Linked DNA regions of Homo sapiens: region 2 is linked to region 1. Evidence: chromatin loops called from intact Hi-C (ENCODE). Cell type or tissue: CD4-positive, alpha-beta T cell. All regions are shown on one strand. Links, peaks and the distances in the headings refer to the core of each region. The heading gives the core; the rest is flanking DNA. Region 1 has its middle 110 kb from the start of CLDN14. Region 2 overlaps HLCS (holocarboxylase synthetase).

Region 1 (2,916 bases), core at 209-2,708:
CAAGACCAGCCTGAGCAACACAGTAGGACTGCCCCCCCATCTCTCTTTTTTTTTTCCTTTTAAAGTAATGAGGCTTTGGTATATGGCCTATACTGCTAATATAGTTGCAATATTTCAAATAAGGTGCTTATAAGGTGCAGTATTTCCAGAAGAGATCCAAAGTTGCACATAATTGTTGGGGGGAAGGTCTAGGGGAAGAGAAAGAACCCAACTAATAGTCATTCTCCAGCTCGGTCATCTGTTAACCAACAGAGAGAACATTTAAACTTTTGAACTTCAGCTTCCCTTTCTGTAACATGGAAGGGTGGGACACAGCAGTGGTTCTCACCCAGGGAGTCCATTAGAATTGCACTGGAGAGCTTTTGAAAATATGCATGATGGCCAGGCATGGTGGCTCACGCCTGTAATCCCAGCACTTTGGGAAGCCGAGGCAGGTGGATCACCTGAGATCAGGAGTTCGAGACCAGCCTGGCCAACATGGTGAAACCCTGTCTCTACTAAAAATACAAAAAATTAGCGGGACATGGTGGCGCACCTGTCATCCCAGCTACTCGAGAGGCTAAGGCAGGAGAAACGATTGAACCCAGGAGGTGGAGGTTGCAGTGAGCCAAGATCACACCACTGCACTCCAGCCTGGGCAACAAGAGCGAAACTGCGAGAAAAAAAAGAAAAAGAAAGAGAGAGAAAGAGAGAGGGAGGGAGGAAGGAAGGAAGGAAGGAAGGAAGGAAGGAAGGAAGGAAGGAAGGAAGGAAGGAAAAGAAAATATGCACATGTGGTCGCCTCTGGGGCATTTTGTCCCAATGGGCCTCCCGCAATTGAGGTAGGGAAAGGAAGATCTTTGTTACTTTGAAAACGCTCCCCAGACCATGGTAGGTTGAAGGAGACTTGCCCCAGCTTGAGCCAATTGTAAAATTTGCCGGAATTTTGTGAGCTGGTAGCTAAAAGAGTCACTATTTAAAAATTTAAAATCATAAGCTTACAATTAAATAAATTATATTACCACAAAAGTAATAAATACTCAAAACTCATCACTTCCTAGTTGTTTTAATACATTCAACTTCCTAATTGTTTTAGCATTTTTTACTTCCTGATTGTGTTAGTACATTTTACTGGTACCTATGCTCTAGAAGTTGTTTGCACCTATTGTATCTGGAGGGTGGAAATACTATACAATGGTGTGGTGTTTCACATCTCTGCCAATGCTGGCAGCTTGAAATCAGCTACTGTGGGAGTATTTACACCACAGAAATGGGCAGATGCTAGGAATCAGGAGATTTTTCCCTTCTGGTGATCCAGTTTGTGGTTAAACATTCCTCAACATGTTACTGTCCCCGATGTGATGTAGGCTTAATTCAGAAGTGTGATCCTGGGCTCCTTTTAAATAACTTTGATCTGAAGATGAGGCTTCTATGCTTTCACTTGCTGAGATGCTAGCGCCTCCTGGTGTGACTGGTTTTGTGGCTGCAAAGTCTCTTTCTCCAGTTTCTTTTAAAGGAGAGCCATGTTTGCTCTGTTCTTCCTGGCACTGAAGTAGCAGGTGTGTTTGTGCAGGTCTTTAAGGTACCCTTAAAGTAAACAGCCTTGATAAAATCTTTTTTTCCTCTTTTCTTCATTCTTCTGTTACTTGTATTGATCCAGGTCTTTCTACAGGCACAGAGTATGCTGGCTGTGTTTGTACATTTTTGCAAATAGATAATCGTGGAAGTCTATTCTATAGAAACAGCCTTTATGACTATGAACTGTAACCAAGGGGGTGGCAAGCAACTTCCTCTCCTTTGAGATTTTGGTGTATGGAAGGTTTCCACTTAAACTCCTTTCTACAGCGTGGCCTTCTCTTTTGTTGCTGTATTTGGAATGCATACCAGCTGTCACAGGGCAATAATCCCGGAGATGAAATCAATTCTCTTAATGGCCTTTTATGGAAAGTTCAAGCTTGCCTTGGGTTGGTATATTTTTAGCTTCAGGTATATTTTTTGGCGTATTAAGGGAATAAGGCTCCCATGCATGGATTGTGTGTGAACTGTTGAGAAGTTAATTGGTGTTCAAAGTGAGCCCTGTGTGTTGCCAAGGTATTGGGGGTGTCTGGTAAATGGCACACTCTTCCTGCCCAAATTCTGAACCAAATGAAAGGTGAAAAAAGGCATGAGGCCAATGGAGTCGCAAAGACCGTTTTTGTTGTTGTTGTTGTTTTTGAGATGGAGTCTGGCTCTGTCGCCCAGGCTGGAGTGCAGTGGTGTGATCCTGGCTCACTGCAACCTCCGCCTCCCGAATTCAAGCAATTCTCCTGCCTCAGCCTCCTGAGTAGCTGGGATTACAAGTGCCCACCACCATACCTGGCTAATTTTTGTATTTTTAGTAGAAACGGGATTTCACCATGTTGGCCAGGCTGGTCTTGAACTCCTGACCTCAGGAGATCCATCCGCCTTGGCCTCCCAAAGTGCTGGGATTACAGATGTGAACCACTGTGCCTGGCCCAAAGACTGCCTTTATTCCAGCCCAAAGACTACGTTTATAACTGACAGTCTAGGTTGGAGAATGTGGCTTATATCTTTGGGCAAATAAGCTCCCTAATACAGAAGTCCAATTTTGGCGTGGGGGGTGGGTGGGGTGGGCGTGGGGGGTGGGTGGGGTGGGCGTGGGGGGTGGGTGGGGTGGGTGTGGCGGAACTGGACAGACCCCTACTCCACCCCACAGGGATGAGCCCATCCTTGGAGGAGCCCAGCCCTGGAAGTGCCAGTCACTCCTGAGAGTAAATCGAGATGCAGGACCTCTTACTGCCCATGACCCAGGTCTCCTTTCAAACCTACCAATCAGGATGCTAGACGTGCATGATGGGCAGAGCAAGCCAGGGGTTATGCTAATGAGCTCCCTCCCCTGGATGGGATCCTGTGGGTTTCCTTCTTCCCATGGGCACC
Region 2 (2,916 bases), core at 319-2,818, 280 kb before region 1:
CTTATACTTTGAAAGGGTGGATTTATGGTATTTGAATTATGTCTCAGTAAAGCTATTATTTTTAAAAAGACAGATGGTACAGAAATTCTAAAGCTTACGTCAGAAGTGATGTAAGAGGGAGGTACTCTTTTAAAAGAAAGTATAAGCAAACGAACACAGTAACAGAAAACCAAATACTGTGTGTTCTCACTTACAAGTGGGAGCTAAATAATGAGAACCAATGAGCACAAAGAGGGGAACAATGGGCCCTGTGGCCTACTGGAGGGTAGAGGGTGAAAGGAGGGAGAGGATCAGGAAAAAATCTATTGGGTACTAGGCTTAGTACCTGGGTGACAAGATGGTCTGTACACCAAACCTCTGACACGAGTTTGCCTATATTAAACAAACCTGCACATGTACCCCTGAACCTAAAAGAAAAGTTTAAAAAGAAAAAAGAAAGTATAACAAACATCTTTTGGTGAAAGAGTATTTCCATATCTGGAAGCACCTGAGAGCTTGACGGACCACATAGGTAAACACCACAGGGACGTTACCTGGGCAAAGGGCAGTCTCTTGTGGTAGGGGAGGAAGGGGAGGGCTGTGGAGATTGTAGGGTCCAGAATTTTTCTCGTGGTTGCCTTCATTTGGGCTGTAGAGACACCGCCTGTGCTAAAAGGTAGGTTATATATGCTCTGTAATGAGAGGGACCACATTTCATTCCACTTGGTCATATCCTGTCTCCCAGCCCTTAGCACAGAACCTGGTCAGCATTCCATAAATGTCTGTTGAAATAAAATGAAGTAATTTTTCTGTCAACATAACCACCATTGGGAGAGGTGAAAAATTGAGAAAATGAATAGAATGTGTTTAACTTATTTTCACACTCATTTTATTGAAGCTCTCTGTAAAAATAAACCCAGGTGGACGGTAATTGATTGAGTGATAATTTCTAAGTAGCAAAGTGTTAAAGTAGATAAGTGCCTCCTACTGTGGAGAAACTGCCTGGCCAAAATCTGAACCGCTGAGGCGTTTATTTTAACACTGGGAAACATTTATTACCCTAAACTTGTTTCCATTCATACACAGCATCTATCATACCAGATGTGCCGTGTCTAAACTAGACATGGTTTAGAAAATGCAGTAATCCCTCTCTATCAGGTGAATTTCTAAGAGAAATAATTTTTCCTTTTTATTTATTGCTTTTTTTCTTCAGCCTCTCCTCCTTCCAAAATAAAATGAAAGTTGCAATTTAGCCTAATTCATTTGACTTACACAAAAATTAATATTAAATTACAGTGCATTTCAATTAAAAGTAATAATTAAAATTTGAACATCTCCAAATAAAACTTGAACTTGGGACCTTATTAACAATAAAACATCAGCAGCTTTCTCTGCATGTTGATCTGACCAGTCCTGGCCACTTTTAGTGGCTAGTTTGGGGAATTAGCCTGACTTCCTGGCGGGTGTGGCTTCCTGGAGGGGTGTGGCTTCCTGGAGGGGTGTGACTTCCTGGAGGGGGCATGGCTTTGGAGTCTGATCACCCTGGCTTGAGTCCCGCCCCGCCACTAACTAGCTGGCTGACCTTGGGGGAGGTTATGTGATCTGTCTCTGCTTAGTTTCCTCATTTGAAAAAAAGGAATAGTAATGCCTACTCAGAATAAGGTTGAAATCAAACACTATATTAGACACACCAAAGCAGGTGCTCAATTAAAAGTAACCCCTCCCACTGCAAAATGTACTATATATAGGGTTCGTGTGTGCACACATGCAGGGAACCCGAGCATTCTCATCCAGCTAATTCTGACCTAGAGCCTGCTGTAGAGTGGACTCTGCATGAATATTGATTGAGTAAATATGCGACCTGCAAGGAACAATTTCAGGATGGGGTCAGGGCCAGTGTGCCCTTAGGCAGCCAGGAGCCTCCAGTGGTGTAATTGATTATTGCGAAACCGTCTTCTTCCCCATCTCCTTGTCACTGTGCCTGAATGCCCACCTGAGCAGCATTGCTGCTGAAGGCTTCCCCACAAACATGTCTGGGAATGGTGGTTTGTGAAGCCCACCTTGGGACCACTTCTATTCCTTGTTGAAATCCTACAGTTTTATTTTAAACGAAATTCAAAAGGTTGAGGGATACTCCTGGGTTTGGAGTTGGATGCCCTTTAACCACAAGACAACTTGTATGAAAGTCACTGCTCTGTGCAGCAAGGCCACTCCAGCTGTGGGTTTGAGACAGACTTTTGAAACTAAAAGATGAAAATCTTCCATCTTCCTACCTCTGCAAAACTCAGTCCACTTACGCAAAAGAACAAGACTACAGTTGTCCTGCTCCCCTCTCCTCTTGTGGACCCTGTGGGGGTCCCAGTGGAGTTTGCAGAGTGGGGAGAGCTGAGGGTGCAAGGTCAGACTCAGAACAATGGATTCTTCAGCTTAGAAACCATTTGTGAGAAGCCAGGGAGGTTCTAGGAGAACCAAGTCAGGAAAGGAAGAATGCCAGGACAAAAGACAAAAAACTCCAAGCTGGCCAGGCATGGTGGCTCACGCCTGTAATCCCAGCACTTTGGGAGGCCAAGCGGGGCAGATCACGAGGTCAGGAGTTTGAGACCAGCCTGACCAACATGGTGAAACCCCGTCTCTACTAAAAATACAACAATTAGCTGGGCTTGGTGGCACACGCCTGTAATCCCAGCTACTCAGGAGGCTGAGGCAGGAGAATCGCTTGAACTCGGGAGGTGGAGGTTACAGTGAGCCAGGATCTCACCACTGCAATCCAGCCTGGGCGACAGAGTGAGACTCCATCTCAAAACAAAACAAAAAACAAAAAACTCCAAGCCAAACATTGGGTGACTTAGGGGCCTCAGAAGAGGTGTAGCCTGTAGATGACAAACCTGGTAGGAAGTCCTGCCCCAGTGGTTCCCAGCCTGTTGTAGATGTCCCAAG

Evidence for each region. Peaks named below come from ENCODE experiments on the same cell type or tissue, not always from the same donor. Only the 100,000 strongest peaks of a DNase experiment are listed, where the experiment ranks them.
Region 2: it touches region 1 in a loop (2.5-fold over the local background); 3 of 110 quality-filtered maps call a loop at or near these places.

What each region holds. Positions count from the first base shown.
Region 1 is chr21:36,583,704-36,586,619 of GRCh38, reverse strand. No RefSeq gene overlaps it. Among named protein-coding and RNA genes, the nearest start is that of CLDN14, 110 kb to the right of the region's middle. In CD4-positive, alpha-beta T cell, for the core only: a CTCF peak has its summit at 1,429 (motif pointing left); a DNase peak (open chromatin) is centred at 1,439.
Region 2 is chr21:36,858,903-36,861,818 of GRCh38, reverse strand. All of the region lies in intron 6 of HLCS (holocarboxylase synthetase), which reads left to right. Among named protein-coding and RNA genes, the nearest start is that of HLCS-AS1, 110 kb to the left of the region's middle. RefSeq lists enhancers at 1,336-1,630, 1,186-1,774. In CD4-positive, alpha-beta T cell, for the core only: no CTCF peak of the experiment used is centred there; a DNase peak (open chromatin) is centred at 1,498.